Regions from separate parts of the Mus musculus genome. Here region 2 is linked to region 1. Evidence: chromatin loops called from intact Hi-C (ENCODE). Cell type or tissue: heart. All regions are shown on one strand. Links, peaks and the distances in the headings refer to the core of each region. The heading gives the core; the rest is flanking DNA. Region 1 has its middle 100 kb from the start of Gm33886. Region 2 has its middle 8.8 kb from the start of Actl6a.

Region 1 (10,474 bases), core at 1,516-9,515:
CCTAAGGGGAGATTTATTCATTATTTATTCAGGGAAGGTTTCAAAAGGACTTGTCTATCATGGTGAGGAGGGCATGGGGAAGCCTGTGGAAGAGGGAACATGAGGTGTCATTTGGTTCACACGGTAGCAGACAGAGAAGAAAGAGAACAGAAAGCTAGAAGCCCTGAACTAGAATGGCTGTGGCCTTCAAAGACCCTCTCCTAGCAACCTATTTTCACAAACCTGACTCCACCTTTGAATGGCTCCATAACTTTCAAAGAAGTCTCAGAAGCTTTGGACCAAATATTGAAAACATGAGCTGTAAGGGAATTTTTAGACTCTGGCCATAATATAACCATATACTCATCTTTTTAAAAGCCAATGGATCTATTACTGCTTGACTGATGAAGTATGAGTAAGTCTATATCCTTATTAAGTGTGTGCATTCTATTGTCCCTGATGCAATGGACAGATTACTGGCAATTGTGAGTGCCCAGGACCACTGACGCAGTTGGCAGATATGGAACGAAATACCAGGAATATCTCTGTCTGTCCACCTTCAAGCTCTACATCTCCATCCTCACCATGCAACTCCTTGATTGGCTCAGAATCAAAAGCACTGGGCTTCACTACCACCTGGTTTCCAGAGTCACTCCATGAGATTCAAATCACTCAGTCACAAAACTCAAAGCTTGTAAGTTAGTAGAGTGATTATCTGTTGTGACATTTGGAGTGTCCCATACTTTCTGTGTAGTCACAGCATATGGATCAAGAATCTAAATGCAAAAGAATTTTAATGAACAGACATTCTTTTAAAGTGAGTCCCTGCCTCATTGGACTAGGACTCTCTTGTCTGCCAGTATGCCACAGATGGGTGAGAGTGTTTGATACAATGCTTGAAGAAGCCACCCTGTATCCCTCTCCCATGGGGGGACTGGGTGTGGGGAGAACGATGTTTATCACTCTAGTCAAATGCTAGGAAAAGTTGGACTTGAACTATGTAGAGAGATGTACTGAAAGATTTGCCACTGGTTTTTCCTGAAAACTGATCAATTATCAAGCTGTTAAGAGTAATATTTTAAATTAGGAGGACAAGGGCAAAAATCCTGCTGTCCAGATATTGATTTCACTTTAAATGGCAAAGCCGAAAAATTAAATGAGAGAAGATAGACAGTGCTAAAGGAAGCTTAAACCCAAGTAACTCAGTGGACAGAAATAATGTAGACCAATTTCAGTTCTGGAGAGTTGGCTGTAAGTAAGCTGTAGATGATGTAGAGCCGGAAAGTCTTGGCAAGTTTTCCTCAGTGAGCAAACATGCGCATGCATTTTAATGTGATGGAACGTAAGCACAAGCATGCACAAGATGGAAAGAATACAACAGATGTGACTGATAATCATGCTTCCCTTGTTGGAAAAAAAAAAACAATCGCATAAGATTAAACAGAAGCGAAATCTCTGTCTTGATTTTATAAAGGAGAAGAATGCAATTATTTACAACGATGATAAAGATATCCACGTCAAAGTGTAGTCAAACATGACAGCCATTAAATGCTTGGGTGGAAGATGGCTGTTAATTGCACAGGATATTAGATACAGTTGGATTGAGAAGGATTATTGGCCAAGTCAACACAATTATTCTCAAGGCTTGATTCTTGCTGTACTGGTGAATGTAATCCAATTGTATATTTCCCACTACACGCAGACCTTAGGTTTAGACTCTCCTGACTGGGCCCAAGGTCTGTCACTGTGTCTCTTTGAAAGGGGTGTTCTAATGGTCCCTGAGGCTTAGGGAGTGCGAGCTGTCAGACAGGTCACTGCTGCTTATGAACCATTCGCAGAAGCCCCCCCCCCCCCCCCCCCCAGTTAAAGCCCTGACTATGTAGAAACAAGCAGTATAAGAAAAGCAAGGGTAGATAGAATTTGGGAGTTGTGCCAGGATTCGGTCTTGGGCTTAGTGATGTATGTTTTCTTTCTTGGAAAGGAGTGGCAGAAAGGAAGCACAGTTCTAGAAGCTCTGGATGTCATGGGGGTATTAAATGCTAAGAGGCCACAGGGTAGTTATTATCAGGAATTATCACTCCGTACCAGGCACTGTACATGCACTTTGTTTAGTGGCTGTTTTCTTATGTTCCCTTCCCGTGCATTGAGGGTTTAGAAACCTTAGTCAAGATTGAATGGTTAGAACGTGAACTTATGGTGGTTCACTGTGTGAGCTACTTTTCTCTTTCTGGGGTGAAATAAACACCTGACATAAGGAACAAAGGAATAGAATAGATGCTTTATTTTGGCACACAGTTTGTGGGTACAGTCCATCATGGTGGAGAAGGCATGATGGCAGTGGCATGAGGTAGCTGGTTACATCACATCTATGGTCAGAAAGCAGGGAGAGATGAATGCTATTGCTTAGCTAGTTGTCTCCTTTTTATTCACCCATTTCACTGAGCAGTGCTACCCATATTTAGGGTAGCCTCCCCCTTCTCAATTAACCTAATTTCCTTCTCAAGAAACGTGCTGAGAGTCAGGGGCAGAGATGTACTTCTCTGTTATTATAGATCTTGTACTCAGTGCTGTACTCACATTTACCATCTGAACTGGTCTGTGCCTAAAGAGTTTCCTTGGATTCTGGCCTTTCATTGCTAGACCCAGATAACCCTACACAAACAAGAATGGGGTTTGCCACCCTTAAAGTGTAAGAGGAAAATTTCAGAGCTAGAGATGTACATCCTCATGCTAGGTACTGCACCCAGCCCCAAGTCAGAAAAGTCATGTTCAGTACATGGTGCAAAGACAGAGAGGATCTTTGCTTAAGGTTCAGCTACCAGTAACTCAACATATAGAAGGACAACATTACTATAGATCAAAAACCCAGAAAGCCAAGATGGCAACTTAGAAAGAGCCAACATTCTTAGTCATCAGGGAAATGTAAATCAAAATGTCACTGAGATTTCATCTTATACTCATCAGAATGGTAATACAAAGATTCAAGTGACTCAAAACCACATGCTGGTGAGGATGTGATGAAAGGTGAATACTCCTCCATTGCTGGTGGGGTGCAAACAGGTACAACTTCTTTGGAAATCAATTTGTCCGTTTCTCAGAAAATTTGGAGTAGTTCTACCTAAGACCCAGCTATAGAACTCTTGGGCATATACCCCCCAAAATGTATCACCGTACCACGAGGATACTTGTTCAACTATGATCATAGCAGCTTTGTTTATAATAGCCAGAAACTAGAAACAACTAGATGTCCCTTAACTGAAGAATGCATAAAGAAAATGTCGTATGATTACACAATGGAATTCTATTCAGCTATTAAAAACAAAGGCATTGTGAAAATATTCAGGCAAATGGATGGAATTGGAAAATATTATCCTGAGCAAGGACCCCAAACCCAGAAAGTACAAAACTGGACATTAAACATAAGGTACAGGATAACCATGCTACAATTCACAGACCCAAAGAAACCAACTAATAAGGAGGTCCCAAGGGAGGATATGTGAATCTTACTCTGAAGGGGAAACAAAAAATAGTCATTGGTGGTAGATGGAGAGAGGGAAACGGGTGGAAGAGGGGGTGAGTACGGTAACTGGGATGATGATCAGGTGTGGGGTGGGACTGTGGGAGAAGTCTGGGAATGAGAGTGGCAACAGATTGGGGCATCTCTGGGAGTAGCTAGAGACCTGGGATGGGGGAGGTTCCTGGGACTCTATGGGAGTGACCCTGGCTGAGACTTCTAGCAGTGGGGGAATATGGAGATTGAAGTGGCCACTTCCTATAGCCAGGTGGGACTTACAGTGGGGGGAGCAGGGCATCAATCCACCCACAAAACCTTTAACCCAAACTGTGTCCTGCCTATAAGATGCGCAGATCTAAAGATGAAGCAGAGATTGAGGGCCAGCCAATGACTGGCCCAACTTGAAACACAATCCCTTGTAAGACAGCCAATCCATGACATGGTTAATGATATTTTGCTGGGCTTACAGACAGAAGCCTAACAGAACCGTCTCCTGAAAGCAGATGCAGAGGCCCACAGGCAAACATCAAGCGGTGCTTGGGGAATCTTGTAATAGTGGGAGATAGAATTGAGTGAGCTGGTGGGATCAAAGACACCACAGAAAGCCTAAAGAGTCAACTAATCTGGGCCCGTAGGGGCTCACAGAGACTGAACCATCAACCAAAGAGCATTCAGGGGCTGGACCTAGTCACCTTACACATTTCTAACAGATGTGCAGCCTGGTCTTCATGTGGGTCCCCTAACAATTGGAGAGGGACCTGTCTCTGAGTCAGTTCCTGGCATTGGATCCTTTCTCCTAGATGGACTACCTGGGGGGAGGGGATGTTAATGGGAGAGGAGGAACTAGGGCCTATGGCAACTAGATGTCCCAGGTGGGGTGGTACCCACGGGTGCTTCCCCTTCTCTGAGGAGAATGGGAGGGAGTAATGGGGGAGGAGGAGGAGGAATTTGTAAGGGCGGGATTGCAGGAGAGGAGGAATCGGGAGGGGTACGATCTGCATGTAAAGTGAATACACAAAAAAGTAAATTTTAAAAAGCTTCAGTTTAAAAAATTTAAACCACCTTTAAGTGTTAGGTTTATCATTTTTGGCCCAAGGCTGACACCTTGTGGACATTTCCAGTAATTGTGAGCTTATTCTCTGTTCTCTGTACAGTGGTTACATCTAAGCAGGTGTACTGGCAATTTAAATTACAGAGAAACAAGCAAAGCAAAGGACAGTTAACTGAATTTTTAAAGCCTTGGGGGAACTTACTTCAGAATTTGATTTAAATTTACTTTTATTATTCACTTGCTTTTAGTGTTTGCCCAGACAAAAATATTAATTTATACTTTCTAGGTTCTGCTCAGATTGTTAAATTAACCAATTTCCAAATCAAAGGCTGTTTTCTTTCTGCTTCACTGTAGTATCGGTCCAGTTGTGTAGTCAATGACCAACTCTCTGAGAACTTCCCATCACCAATAGGCCTCAATGGGAATAAAGGCTATTAATGGCTACAAATGGATAAGAAGGGCCAGTGCTCACTGAAAAGCTAGAAGTCTTTGCTGGAAAATCTTTAATGTTTCCAGGCGGCAGAAGCTGAGGGTTAGGCAGGCTCATGGTCCTCATAAGCACAGGCCTGTCTGATGACCTTTGCTAAATATTTTTATGCATACTATATCTACCAACTTAATATAAATTCTTTGCTAGCAGATATAAACTACTTCCTAAAAATTGCCTTTATTGCAACTGCTGCCACCATGCTCCCTTTCCTAAAAACTCAATCTTTATTTTTTTAGTTTTTATTGGATATTTTCTTTACTTACATTTCAAATATTATCTCTTTTCCTGGTTTCAGCCTATCCCATCCTACCTCCCCCTGCTTCTATGAGAGTTTTCTTCCACCCACCCACCCCAAACCACCTCCCTGCCCTCAATTCCTCTACACTGGGGCATCTATCAAGCCTTCATAGGACCAAGGACCTCTCCTCCCACTGATGCATGACAAGGCCATCCTCTGCTACATATGCAGCTGGAGTCATGTGTACTCCTTTGTTTATGGCTTAGTCCCTGGGATCTCTGAGAGGGGTGGGGGGGGGTTCTGGTTGGTTGATATTGTTTTTCTTCCTGGGATTGCAAACCAAATCAACTCCTTTATTCCTTTCTCTCTAATTCCTCTATTGGGGACACTGGCTCAGTCCAATGGTTGGCTGTGAGCCTGCACCTCTCTGCATTTGTCAGGCTCTGGCAGGGCCTCTCAGGAGACAATCATATCAGGCTCCTTCCAGCATGCACTTCTTGGCATCCACAATAGTGTCTAGGTTTGGTAACTGTATATGGGATGGATCTCGGGAAAGCCTCTGGACGGCCAATCCTGTAGTCTCTTTTCTACACTTTAGCTCCATAATTGCTCCTGTGAGTATTTTGTTCTCCTTCTAAGAAAGACTGAGCACCCACACTTTGGTTTTCCTTCTTATTGAACTTCTTATAATCTGTGAATAGTATCTTGATTATTTGGAGCTTTTGGGCTAATATCCACTTATCAGTGAGTGCATACCATGTGTGTTCTTTGGCAAATGGGTTACCTCACTCAGGATGATATTTTCTAGTTCTATCCATTTGCCTAAGAATTTCATGAATTCATTGTTTTTAATAGTGGAGTAGTATTCCATTGTGTAAATGTACCATATTTGCTGTATCCATTCCTCTGTTGAAGGACATCTGGGTTCTTTCCAGCTCCTGGCTATTATGAATAAGGCTGCTCTGAACATAGTGGAGCATGTGTTCTGGTTATACGTTGGAGAATCTTTTAGGTATATGCCCAGGAGTGACACATCTGGATCCTCGGGTAGTGCTATGTCCAATTTTCTGAGGAACTGATTTCCAGAGTGTTTATACAAGTATACAATCCCACCAGCAATAGAGGAGTATTCCTCTTTCTCCACATCCTTGCCAGCATCTGCTGTCACCTGAGTTTTAGATTTTAAAACTGACTGGTGTGAGGTGGAATCTCAGGATTGTTTTGATTTGTATTTCCCTGATGACTAAGGATGTTGATACCTAAACATAATAAAAGCAATATATACCAAACCAGTAGCCAACATCAAGCTAAGTGGAGAGAAATTTGAAGCAATACCACTAAAATCAGGGACTAGACAAGGCTGCCCACTCTCTTCCTATCTATTCAATATAGTACTCGAAGTTCTAGCTAGAGCAATTAGACAACAAAAGGAGATCAAAGGGATACAAATTGGAAAGAAAGAAGTCAAAATATCACTATTTGCAGATGATATGATTGTATACTTAAATGACCCCAAAAATTACACCAGAGAACTAAAGTTGATAAACAACTTCAGCAAAGTGGCTGGATATAAAATTAAACTCAAACAAATCAGTAGCCTTCCTCTACTCAAAGGATAATCAGGCTGAGAAAGAAATTAGGGAAATGACACTGGTCACAATAGTTTCAAACTATATAAAGTATCTTGGTGTGACTCTAACAAAACAAGTGAAAGATCTGTGTGACAAGATCTTCAAGTCTCTGGAGAAAGGGGCTTGAACAGCCTCAGGCAGAAGAGAGGGGAGAGCATGGAGAGAGGTGGCACTGGCTTGTGCCCATGTGGACGAGTGTCTTTGGTCTGGTCCATGGCTGGAGTGCAGGAAAGCTTTCCAGCAGGAGGTTAGACAAGGCTATTATTATTATTATTATTATTATTATTATTATTATTATTATTATTTATTAAGTATTTTCTTCATTTACATTTCCAATGCTATCCTAAAAGTCCCTCATACCCTCCTCCCCCACTCCCCTACCCACCCACTCCCACTTCTTGGCCCTGGCGTTCCCCTGTACTGAGGCATATAAAGTTTGCAAGACCAATGGGCCTTTCTTTCCACTGATGGCCGACTAGGCCATCTTCTGATACATATGCAGCTAGAGACACGAGCTCCAGGGGGTACTGGTTAGTTCATATTGTTGTTCCACCTATAGGGTTGCAGATCCCTTTAGCTCTTTGGGTACTTTCTCTAGCTCCTCCATTGGGGGCCCTGTGAGCCATCCAATAGCTGACTGTGAGCATCCACTTCTGAGTTTGCTACACCAGTCAGAATGGCTAAGATCAAAAATTCAGGTGACAGCAGATGCTGGCTAGGATGTGGAGAAAGAGGAACACTCCTCCATTGTTGGTGGGATTGCAAGCTTGTACAACCACTCTGGAAATCAGTCGGCCGGTTCCTCAGAAAATTAGATAAGGCTCTTTAGGGGAAAGCCTATCCCATCATTCAAGTATGGCCTTGATGAGCAGAGATGGTCTATGGTTTTAGAGCTTTATTGTAGAAAGGCAGAGAGAAAGAGAGAAGGTATTGTAAAAGAAAGAGAGAGGCTGGCCATGGCCAAGTGGAGAGAAGGGGGGAAAGGAGGGAGAAAAGGAGAACTAGAGATGAGAGTAAGAAAGGTGAGAGCTTAAGAGAGAGAGGAGGGGCCAAGCAGCCCCTTTTGTAGTGGGCGGGGCTATCTTGTAGTTGCAGGGTATTTGTGGGGAGGAGCATATGTGGCTATTGTCAGGTAACTGTGAGGGTCTAGACTAGCTAGAATGCCAGGAGCTTAGGGCTTTCTCTGCATGATTGATAGTCACAGAATTATGGAGTTGGGTGCTCTGTGGTGTCAGGCACCTGTCTCTGGGAACGGGGCGCAGTGTTCTGTCCCTTGTAGAGTTTTCTACTGGGTCTCTGGAGCAAGCCTCACTCAATCAAAATAGGCTGCCTTTCACAGTCCCACAAGTAGCTATCTATAAGTCAACATTTCAAGGGGTAGTGACTTAGTGTGCTTCGGGTAGCCAGCTTATATCCTGGTATGTCTGTGTGAGCGGCAGGGAGAGTTCATGCTTGAGGCCCCATAGACCCACCATTTTGATACTTCAGAGTGCCCTGAAGCAGTGGTACCACTGGGAATATATTTCTTGACAAGAAATGTGAAGAGTAGAGGAGACTTTGTCACCTGACACACCTGTTCCTGCTGAGATTTTCATGTCTCCACTCACACAATAAACAATAAACAGGTGTTCCTTTTAATCTGTCAGGTAACAAACACATTTTTCACATTTTATGCTATTGTGGATGATTTTGCTCTTTGAAAACAGTCTTTCAGCTTAAAGCTGAAGTATAGCCCAGTCTCCTTGAGTACAAGAAGGCAGATGCTGATGGCTTGGCCCTGGACTTCTGGAAAGTAACTGTAAGATATAAGACCCTTTCTTTGTACAATATCCCATATGTTTGATGGTATTGTTATTCTTTGTACATTATCCCATGTGTTTGTTGGTATTAATTGTTATTCTTTGTACATTATTCTATTTGTTTGTTGGTATTGTTTCTTATTCTTTGTACATTATCTCATTTGTTTATAGGTATTACTTGTCACTTTAACACAACATAAAATCACTAGGAAGGGAGTCTAAATGAGGGATTGTGTACACCACATTAGCCCATGGATGTGGCTGAGGGAGATTGTCTAATTTATGTTAATTAAGGGAGATGATCTGTAAATGGTGGGTGGCACTATTTTCTGGGCTGTAGATCCTAGACTGTATGAAGGAAGCTGAACACTAGAATGCACACATTGATTCAGCTCACAGATTTCTGCTTTTCACTGTAGATGTAATGTGACTAGCTGCTCCAAGTTTTCACTGTCTTCATTCCTACAGGTATGGACCATAACCTGGAATATGGATGACTGGTCAAATAAACCCTTCCCCTCGTAAGTTGTCAGGGTGTTTTATCACACTAGAAGGCATGAAGCTAAGACACATAACCCATGATACTATGTTATAGCAGCAGAGTAGACTAAGATGTTAACTGAGGAATACAGAATGGACTACATGTTCAAAAGACTGCGACCAACAACTGGGAGGGGATTATCCTAAGCCTAGCATTGGGCTCTGTATTTTGCAAATATGGCTTCTGGGAGAAGCATTATCTTGGGTGGAGGGTGCCTCAACTCAACACTCCTATGTGAGCCCCCCACCCCACGAAGCTTATGAAACCGTAGAACTTTCTTTTCCCCTAATTCTGTCCTTTCCCCTTATTTGAGGAAAAAGATGATTCTTGGAAATTACCTGAATCCCACCTGCAAATATTAGAGGAGGAGGATGCTCTGAAAAGACATTCCACAGACACCTGCTCTTCTCTATTTTTTGTGCAGTATTGGTGCTGAGTGTGGGCCAGATGAAGAGACATAGCCACATTCGGAGCCACCAGAGAGAAGATGGATGCCTGGCTTTGTTTGGTTCCTAGGAACTGGAGAGAACCGGGAATTTCGTTATTATGCTAACGACAGGAAGCAGATAATGCACTGAGTTTCCCCTTGTACATGCTATTGGGATAATACATTTTTCCACATGTGTGATGGAACTGCTCCTGTAGTTTCTTTCCTGCTGGTTTCTCACAGGGCTATATTAGAGAAAGAGAGAATAATCTGATTTTTGGAGAGGGATTAACATTAATGTATGTAATTTTAATAATTCTAAAATCTAATGAACTGTCAAATCAAAGAGTTTTATTAAAGATTGTATGTACCTTTCAACTAGAAACTTTGGCTTTGAATTTCTTTGAAGTTTCCTCAGATGATCCAATTTTATGGGGAAGAGCTCTCTTTAAAAAATATTATATTGTTCATTAATTCTTTAAGAATTTCATCCAATACATTTTGATCACATCCAACCTCTCACTACTCCCTCTAAGTCCTCCAAAACTCATACCCCGCCTCTCCATCAACTCTCAAATATAACACACCAAGTCCAACTTCTGTTGCGTATGTACACAAGGATGTGGGTCATCCCCTGGAGTGGGTCAGCATACCAGGGTCATACCTTAATGGAAGCTGATTCTCCCTCCCCAGAAGCCACTAACTGTCAGTAGCTCCTTCCTTGGATTCTTTAGGTCTTCTGCAGAGAGGACAGCTGGTGTGAGCTCATTAGTGGAACAGCCCTATCATGTCCAGAAGATACTG
Region 2 (10,474 bases), core at 1,593-9,592, 910 kb before region 1:
TGTGTTTTGTCCCGTGTCTCTGAAACATGGCGCAGTCTGAGTTTAGATCTGCCTGAGTTTGGTTTCTCTGGTGTTTATAGACGATGGGGTTTTCTGACACACGCGCTTGGTATTTGCAGCTGTCCCTTCGGGCTGTAAGGACCGGAGGACTGTGGTCAGCAGATGTGCTAGGAAAACCATCACCTCACCAGGGGATGCCCTGGGGAGTGGGGAGAGCCAGAGACATCTGGCAGTCTCCAGAGATCGGTCAGAGGGACCAAGTTTTGTTTATGAAATGGAAGCTTACCCTTCTAATTCTTTTGCCTGCTCGTGGAGGACGAGTAAGGGTTGCATGTGTCTGGATCTGTTGGTTTCTGTTTTGTGTGTTTTGTGTATGTGTTTAGAGCTATGTGAAAATTTAGAGAAGCGCTAGTGTGAATGGAAAAGCCCTGCTGGGAGCTGATTGCAAATGCAGCTCCTAAAGGGACAGGCAGCCTTTTGCTTGTAACAGAAAGTTAGCTTAAAATTGGAAACTCAGAGTTAGAGTCATTCTAAACAACATGTGGCAGGAGCGAACCCAGGAAAACAAGTCTTTAAAGATACTTCAAGGGGCTGGAGAGATGGCTCATCGATTAAGAGCACTGATTGCTCTTCCGAAGGTCCTGAGTTCAAATCCCAGCAACCACATGGTGGCTCACAACCATCTGTAATGAGATCTGGCGCCCTCTTCTGGAGTGTCTGAAGACAGCTACAGTGTACTTACATACATACAATAAATAAATAAATCTAAAAAAAAAAAAAAAAAAAGATACTTCAAAACAGGGATAAGCTTTGGGCCAGGACTCTGGCAGAGTGCTCAGATTGAGAAATGTTTGCGTTTGGGTAGACACAGTGCTCAGCTCAGAGCAGCCTCAGTGAGGTTTGTGTGGCATTTCTTTTGTTTCGCAAACCGTGACTGGGGAAGTTCCTGGGACCTCACCTCTCCCTGCCTTCAGAGAAGATTCCTTAAGATTCAGAGGCAATATCTTTTCATACTTAGGTTTTTAGCTATACTAGAAAATCGTGGTCCAGAAAAATCTAAGAAGGAAAAATTGATTTGCTTCAAAATTTTATTTTCAAAAGCTTCCAGGAGATGTTAATTGGCTAAGACCTCACTTTAAACTCACCACAGGAGAACTTAAGCCTTTGTCAGGTGCTATTAAGTGAGACACAAATTAACTGGCAAAAAACAAAAGGCCTTGCAGAAATTAAAGAAAGCTTTTATAATTATCAATTATAATCAATGGTAATTAAATATTAGCTGCCTATTTTAGTTATTGGTTATTAAATGTGCCCACAACAATTCCTTGGCTAGAGAAAACATTGTTGTAAAGTCATCCTTCTTCACCTCAAAGTAAAGTTTCAGCATCCTATTGAGGCTGCTGTGGTGCTAACAAAGAACTGTAAGATAAATTCATATATTTTAGAAAAACTATAATGAAAATTGCGTCTTAAAAACCATATCATCATTTAAAATAAAATTGACAATCTATATCCCAAAGATAAATTTAAAATTGTTTTTATGTATGCTTTTGTATCTTCTATAAATTCATGCATGCATGCATCCCATTTACTGTGTTTAAAAACAACCCTCTTATGGGAGAAAAGTATATGTGAATTGGATCACACGCTTATTCTTTTGAGCTTCCCCCTGCTTCAACACATATAATTAAATTGTGTGCTGTAGATGGTGTTTTAAAATGTTGAATAATCAATAATTTGTATCTTTATTAATATATATATATCAGAGCTTACAATTGCTTAAAATTGTTCATCCCTCAAATGCTATTAATTCTCAAGCTTGCAATTGCTTATGCTATACATAAGAAAAAATACTGTTCCTTTAAAAAGGCTGTTTTTGGACAGTTAAGAAATTGTGGAGCCGGGCGTGGTTGGGCACGCCTTTAATCCCAGCACTCGGGAGGCAGAGGCAGGTGGATTTTTGAGTTCGAGGCCAGCCTGGTCTACAAAGTGAGTTCCAGGACTGCCAGGGCTATACAGAGAAACCCTGTCTCGAAAAACCAAAAAAAAAAAAAAAAAGAGAAAGAAAGAAAAAAAAAAAAGAAATTGTCCTGGGTTGCCTGGAAAAGACCCCCAGAATTTGCTTTTGTGTTATAGAGATTTACAAAAAGCTTTAGCTGAAAAAGGATTACAGATAATTCCTGAAAAGATACAAACTCAGGATCCTTATAATTATTTGGGCTTTAGACTTACTGATCAAGCTGTTTTTCCCCCAGAAGATAGTTATTTGCAGAGACAACTTAAGGAATTTGAATAATTTTCAAAAATTGTTAGGTGATGTTAATTGGCTTCACCCCTATTTAAAGCTCACTACAGGGGAGTTGAAACCTTTATTTGATATTCTAAAAGGGAGTTCTGATCCTACCTCCCCTAGATCCCTAACCTCAGAAGGATTGCTGGCCTTACAACTAGTGGAAAAAAGCTATTGAAGAGCAATTTGTCACTTATATAGATTACTCCTTGCTGTTACATCTGTTAATTTTTAATACTATTCATATGCCTACAGGATTGTTATGGCAAAAGTCTCCTCTAATGTGGATACATTCGAGGATTTCTCCTAAACGCAATATCTTGCCATATTATGAAGCAGTAGCCCAGATGATTATCATTGGAAGGAAGCAGGCACTAACTTATTTTGGCAAAGAGCCAGATATTATTGTTCAGCCTTACAATGTAAGTCAAGACACTTGGCTGAAACAGCATAGTACAGATTGGTTGCTTGCTCAAATAGGATTTAAAAGAACTATAGACAGCCACTACCCTCAAGATAGGTTGATAAAATTTTTGAATGTACATGAGGTGATATTTCCTAAAATGACTTCCTTACAGCCTTTATAATGCTCTATTAATTTTTACTGATGGCTCCTCTGAAGGGCAAGCTGGATATCTTATTAATAATCAACAGGTAATCATAAAGACTCCTGGTCTCTAAGCTCAATTAGCAGAATTAACAGCAGTACTGGATGTCTTTCAGTCTGTACATGAGGCTTTTAATATTTTTACTGATAGTTTATATGTTGCACAATCGGTATCCTTATTGGATACCTGTGGTATGTTTAATACGCCAGCAGGATCCCTGTTTTCACAATTGCAAAACATCATTCTTGCCCAAAAACACCCGTTCTATATTGGCCACATACGATCTCATTCTGGTCTTCCTGAACCTTTAGCTGAAGGCAATGATTGCATCGACAGAGCTCTAATAGGAGAAGCCTTAATTTCAGATCCTGTTGCTTTGACCAAACATGATCATGAAAAATTTCATCTCTCTAGCCAGACCTTAAGGCTCCGACTTAAGATCACTAAGGAGTAGGCAAGAATGATTGTAAAACAATATCCTAAATGTATTACATTATCTCCAGTGCCACATGCCTAATCATATTTGGCAAGTGGATGTAACTCAGTATGCAGAATTTGGAAAATTAAAATATATACATGTTTGTATTGATACTTGTTCAGGGTTTCTTTTTGCTTCTCTGCATACAGGAGAAGCCTCCAAAAATGTAATTGATTATTGCCTACAAACCTTTAATGCCATGGGATTGCCTAAACTTATTAAGACAGATAACGGGCCATCCTATTCTAGCAAAAAAAAAAAAAAAAAAAAATTACTTCATTTTGTAAAGAATTTGGCATCAAACATAAAACTGGAATTTCTTATAACCCCATGAGACAAGGAATAGTTAAACGTGCTCATCGCACTTTAAAAAATTGGCTTTTAAGAAACAAAACAGGGGCAGTTATACCCCCCCTCCCCGCCAAGGTCACCAAAGGCACATCTTGCTTTTGCTTTATTTGTTCTAAATTTTTTGCAAACTGATGTTAAAGGTCAGTCTGCAGTGGATTGCCACTGGCATCCAGTTACTTCTAGTTCTTATGCCATGGTAAAGTGGCAGGACCCATTTACTAATGAATGGAAGGGTCCAGACCCGGTCCTAATCTGGGAAAGGGGCTTGGTCTGTGTTTTTTCACAAAAAGAAGATGGAGCGCGATGGCTGCCTGAGAGTTTAGTTCAACAACTAGACACAGATCCTGAATCTTCTAGTAAGTATGACTCTAACCTTGATTATGGCTAAAAATCCTCTTTAGCCAAAAAGTTAAATTAAAGCACAGCCTCCACTCACAGGGAAGCTGTAAGCCTTTCTGCAATTCTCAAAGTCACCCCCCCACACACACACACACCAGGAGCTCTAAGTCTAGCCTGATCATTGCTAATTTGCAATTGAATGGGGTACCTGGTCTTCCTCCGAAGAAGCTTTTGTACTGTGCCTTTCACTGTCTTGACTTTGTTTTTCAAGCAGGTCAATCAAGGCCCTTCAGCTTGACTGCAGCAGGCATGCATCCCCGCCCCTAACAGTGCGCAGGTGGCAGTTATTAATTTTCATCAAGAAGAATTATAAGTACATATTGTGGCTTTGGTCTGATTTGGGAATAAGGTGCGCTATGAGGGCCAGTTAGTCAATGACGGGCAACCAGATCCCGGATCATACCAATCTAAGACGGGGGTACATGCCAAAAGGCCGTGGCTGTTGATATTAAACCACAGAGCCATGTTTGTGTGAATTATAACACAAACTAGCTGCATGTAACTTCCTATGACGGAATTGGATGGTTTGAGAGGATCTGAGATCCTCAGGCAGGTACGGCCGCCAGCCACCATAATTCCCAGGCAGGACTATGGAGCATAGATAAATTTTATGCCTCAGTCCAGCTTTTTAAAAATATTAATAACAGGGAGGAGATGTAGCCTCCCATAAGCCTGAAGCAGGCTGAGCCAGAACTTGACCTTGCTGCCACTAAGGAGATTATCTAGGGGGGAGCCTTCCTCCCTAGATCACTCTATTGTTGAGCCACTGTCGCTGTTCCTCTTCAAGATACTGCTACCAGCTGAGAGGCCCCGGAGCTACTCTGGAGACTATGCCCTATCCTGCACATCATCACCTGCAGCTGGTTCCAGGCTCCAAGGATGAATTGGCGGGAATGGACTTCCTCCCTCTTTTATAAAGCGTGTCCACCATTAAAAATTTGAACCTTGAGCAGACTACTTGTCTTGGTTCCATTATTTCTCAACCTGCCTAGGCTCTCTCTTTTCTTTCAGTTCCAAGATGCCTTCCAGGCTCGAACCCGGACATGTGAGCTGCTGGCTGGCCCCAACACTAAGCCTTTGATTATACTTTATTTTGAAACAAGACCTCTTAACACCCAGGCTGGCCTTAAACTCACCATCTATCTGAAGATGGCCTTGAATTTCTGATCCTCCTGTCTCTGCCTCCAGAGTTCTACTGTTACAGGCACCACCACAGATACACCTGGCTTTACACTGTGCAGGGGATCAGACCTGAGGCTTCATTCACGCTTAGTAAGCACTCCGATGCCACAGTTAATTAAAAAAAAAAAAGATAACAAGACGCTAAAATTATTGACCCTAAAGTATTGAATTGCTAGAAGAATCTCTTAAAGGAAAACTGTTCAGCCCAAGAGAACACTCCACAGTCATGGCATTGCTTCCTTTGAGGTGAGACTTAGATCATGGCAGCTTGTGGTGGTTGGTTGGTTGGTTGGTCGGTCAGTTGGTCAGTTGTTGATATTTGGAAATAGAGTTTCTCTGTGTAGCCTGTCTGCCTTGGAACTTACACTATAGATCAAGCTGGCCTCTAACTCACAGATTTGCCTGCCCCTGCCCCAAGTCCTGGTATTAAAGGGGTGTGCCACCATTCCCAGCTGCTGCTTGTATTTTTTAATTCTTAAATACTAGAAAACTTGGGGCTAGAGAATTGGTTCAGTGTTTAAGAGCACTTGTTGCTCTCTAGAAGACCCAGGGACAATGCCCAGTACCTACAAGATGGCTTGTGATCATCCAGACTCCCGATCCTAGGGATCTGACACCTTCTGACCTCCCTCAACACTTCACATACATGGTGCACAGACATACAAGCAGGGAAAGCATCTATATACCAAAAAAAAATATGTCTTTAAAATTTAGAAAACTACTTACTATATAATGAATTAAAAAAATAAAATTATTGGGTCTGATTCCCAGCACACCACAGAATCCTGGAGACTATCTGAAGGCTGCAAGATGTTTCTGCATGGCTATTTCTCCCCTAAAGCCTGATTTCTGTCTACAGTCTTCCCCAGGCCTCAGTCAATGTTACTGATACTAGTAGGATTAAAGAGCAAGAAACCTCAGGACTATTGGCTGTCCCTTCTCACTGGCACACCTTATCAAAACTAGAAGTGCCTGGGATGGGCGCACAGCTCAGTGGCAGAGCACATGACCAGCATGTGAGGGCCTCTGAGCTGGTTCCTCTGCAGTACGAGGACAAAGCAAACCAGTTCTCTTTATCCACACTTGGAGCATTTCTTCCTAAGCCCAGATACTACATCAATAAACAGTGAAGTCCCACAGTGAAGTCATCTGGCCCAACAGTGGGTGCTCAGAGACTGACTCGGAGTCCAAATCAATAGACATTGCGCTTTCAAAAGCCTGGTACTCCAAGCATAAAGAATGTTCTGTGTTCCTGCTGCAGCCTCTGGCTTCGACACAAGGGGGCGCTGGTCTTCTGTTCTTATGGTACCACACCAGTTCTCCTCAAGTCAAGCCTGTCAAAGCACATTAAGGAATTCAGTTATCACTACATAACCACAAGGACCTCTTCCTCCATGTTTATTAAATCCACTGTTGGAAAGGCTTCAACTGTTAGATACAAACGCTAAGAAACAAATTTGCAAGACTATCTCCGTCCAAAAAGAAAAAAAAAATTCCTCTTAAAAAATAGGTATACCTAGAATTACTCCATACTGTAAAATACACAAAGTAAGTGACTATGAAAGGCAAATTTCAACATAGACATTTTAGTGTAGATATATGTATTATGAGGAATGATAGAAAGCACCATCTTATGTTCCCTGACATTTCTGTGCAAGCGCTGCTCAGATTACAGGTAACTGGAATCTCAACTTCTCAGACACAGAAACAGGGTATGGAGGTTTGAATAGGAATGGCCCCCACAGGCTCATAGATTTGAGTACTTGGTCACTAGGGAGAGGCACTAAGACAGGCATTAGGAGGTATGCCCTTGCTGGAGTAGGTGTGGCCTTGCTGAAAGAAGTGTGTCACTGGGGGTGGGCTTTGGGGTTTCAAAGGCTCACACCAGGCCCTGTGTCTCTCTCTCCCTGTTGCCTTCAGATCTGGCTGTATATCTCTCAGGTACCATGTCTGCCTACGTGCCACCATGCAAATAATGGACTAAGCCTCTGAAACTGTAAGCAAGTCCCAATTAAGTGTGTTCTTTTGTAAGAGTTGCCTTGGTCGTGGTGCCTCTTCACAGCAATAGAATATTGACTGAAACACTGAGTCAGATTCACACATGTCTGTCTTGCCATTAGGATAAGAAGGGCTCTGCTAACCATCTTACTAACAGATCAGTGATTATGAGGAAGCAAACGATATTTTGAGGAACCAGCCTAACTCCATTTTGAAGACAGAAGCCATAATGCTGTATTGTTAAAAATAAGCTTTTATTTACTAGAAGAGCCGAGTTGCTGTTTTTAAAGTCTGTTTCCTCGAGCCATGATCTTGACTTATTTTTGAGGATATTCTAGCCCCCCTTAGCCTTCCCTAATCACATGATGACCACATGGTGATTTTTTTTGAGATTTTTTTTCTATATTTCCTTTTTCTTTATTGTCTCTCTTCTGTAAACCTGATTTGAAACCAATTGTGATTCTACTCCTTAGAAGGGGTCCAAGAAATAGACTATGCCCTGCTCTCTTTAACCTGATATAAGAGATAGTCGCCGCTGGCCAGCTCCTGGGTGCACCCCAATAAAATCAAGCTTCCTTCCATTTTGTCTCTAAAGTGTGGTAGTGATCCTATTCTCCCCCGGGGGGACTAACAATTTGGTAACGGCAGGCTCCTTCACAATACACCAGTCCAATTCTGCAGTGGAGACAGTGGGGTCCTCAAAAGACAACACCAGCACTGAAAACCATGTGTGAGATAACATGAATGTTTGTGTCTATGCGCTCTCACCACAAAAACAAAACACCAAAACCTTTGCTCATTTGCTGCAGCTCCTGGGACACAGGACACGATAACCATGTAGGGAGCAGGGTCGATATGTAATTAGTGGATGCTGCAAAGTAACTCCTTGGGCCACCCTGATGTACCACTAATGTGAATCAGTGGCAACATTGTCATGGAGCTGTTCCACAGCCCAGAGCACCACCAAATCCTGCCCAGGGTCTAGCCTAAACTCCTTTTCATGGAATCCAAGACCCCGGGGAACAGCTCTAACGTACCTGGCTTAGGCTCCTGAGAGTACCTTAAAGGGCCACAGATGGGGAAGTTCAAGATGAAAAGATTCATCAGTCTGGGCCCTGTCCTAACTAATTGTGGTTATCTGTTGTTGTTGTTGTTGTTGTTTGTTTGTTTGTTTTCTTCTTGACACAAGGTAGAGTTATCAAGAAGAGGGAACCACGGTTTAGAAAAATGTTACCATCAGATTGGCCTGTAGGTGTACCCATGGGAATACTTTCTTTTTTTTGGGAGGGGGGGATGAACGTTCGAGACAGGGTTTCTCTGTATAGCCCGAGCCGTCCTGGAACTCACTCTGTAGACCAGGCTGGCCTCCAACTTAGAAACCCACCTGCCTCTGCCTCGTAAATGCTAGGATTAAAGGCATTCACCACCACTGCCCAGCGACATTTTCTCAATAATTAATGTAGAAGGGGCCTGGCCCACTGTGGGTGGTGCCACACCTCAAGTGGTCATAAGTGGTTTTTAAGAAAGCAGGCTAAGCAAGTCATGGGGGACAAGCCAGCAATCAGCATTTCTCCATGGTCTCTGTTTCAATTCCTGCCTCAAGATTCCTTCCCTGCTTGAGTTCCTAGCCTGCCTTCCCTCAGTGATGAACTACAATTGTAAATTGTATAAAGAAAAGCATTTAATTGGGGGCCTGCTTACAGTTTTGGAGGATTAGTTCTTTATCATTCTGTTGGGGAGCGGACAAGCATGGTGTCGAAGCAACAGCTGAGAGCTTTACATACTAATCCACAGGCATCAGGCAGAGGGAAAGAGACACTAAACCTGGAATAGGTTTTTGAAATCTTAAAGCCCAGTGGCACATCGCCTCCAAAAGGCCACACCCATTCCAAAAGGCCACACCTACTCCAATGGGGCCACACCATCTTCAATAAGGTCACATCTCCTAACCCTACTCAGTTTCACTATCTGGCAACCAAACATTCAGTCTATGAGCCTTTGGGAGCCATTCTCATTCAAACCACCATAATGTACATATTTTATCCTTTATCCCAGCAATAGAAACACCAAATAAGTCACTGGCACCGTGAGATCAAGCTGTTGACTGCTGCATTTCTCTCAAATTGTCATTGGCTGCTTGTCCCGATGTCACCATGAAGTCTTTCCTCTATGTTTTTGCATGTCTGTGCCCAAACTTCCTCTTCTACAATATTGGATTAGGACCCACTCTGAAGACCACGTCGTAACATCTGTTAAAACATTATCTCCACATGTAGCCTCACTTGAGGTACTAGGATTATGACTTGAACATATGAGATCAATTCAGGTGATATCATCACCCATGTGTCCTGGCCTCTCACAGTAACTCTTTAAAGTTGTATTTATTTTACTTTAATTCCGCATATGTGAGGGGTAAGTTCATGTGAGTGCAGGAACCCTCAGAGGTCAGAAGAGGGTGCTTGAATCATAGGTGGTTACGAGCTGCCTCACACGGGTGCTGGGAAGTGAATCCTCCGCAAGAGCAGTACGCACTCTTTATTGTGGTGTCATCTCTCCAGCTCTTCTCAGATAGACTCCGGGTCACCCAAAGTGGCCCCTGGCCACTCCCCAAGCCTTCCTGTGGTGGCTTTACTCCCAGCACTATGTCCTCTCAGCATTCCCGATGCCTGCCCGCCTGTACATCTAAGTCAAATCTGCTTCTCTGAAAACAGCCCATGCCTTACCTGGTCCTGTAATCCTCCAAACGGATAGAATGACTCTCTCTTAAGAACTCAAGCAGCACTTGAAATACCTCTAAAATTCTACTTATTTCTGCACCCATTTCATCTTCTCTAACACATTGTTAAGTTATTTTAGGGTGCTACATAGCTATTACCAATATTTGCATACCAGCACCAGCAAGAGAGGGAGAGAGAGAGAGAGAGGGGGAGAGGGAGAGAGAGAGGGAGAGGGAGAGAGAGAGGGAGAGGGAGAGGGAGAGGGAGAGGGAGAGGGAGTGCTGTAACTTTATACACACACACACACACACACACACACACACACAGGAGCTGTTAAAATACATCATCCAATACAAGTATTCAATTCATACTTCAAATCCTTCTGTCCAAACTCAACACAAATATCACTGTTTCCTTGTCTGAATATGTTTCACATGCCAGCCTTGGTCTT

Evidence for each region. Peaks named below come from ENCODE experiments on the same cell type or tissue, not always from the same donor. Only the 100,000 strongest peaks of a DNase experiment are listed, where the experiment ranks them.
Region 2: it touches region 1 in a loop (9-fold over the local background); 5 of 42 quality-filtered maps call a loop at or near these places.

What each region holds. Positions count from the first base shown.
Region 1 is chr3:31,784,652-31,795,125 of GRCm38, reverse strand. No RefSeq gene overlaps it. Among named protein-coding and RNA genes, the nearest start is that of Gm33886, 100 kb to the right of the region's middle. In heart, for the core only: a CTCF peak has its summit at 4,598 (motif pointing left); no DNase peak of the experiment used is centred there.
Region 2 is chr3:32,694,520-32,704,993 of GRCm38, reverse strand. No RefSeq gene overlaps it. Among named protein-coding and RNA genes, the nearest start is that of Actl6a, 8.8 kb to the left of the region's middle. In heart, for the core only: CTCF peaks have their summits at 6,379 and 6,581 (motif pointing right); a DNase peak (open chromatin) is centred at 6,583.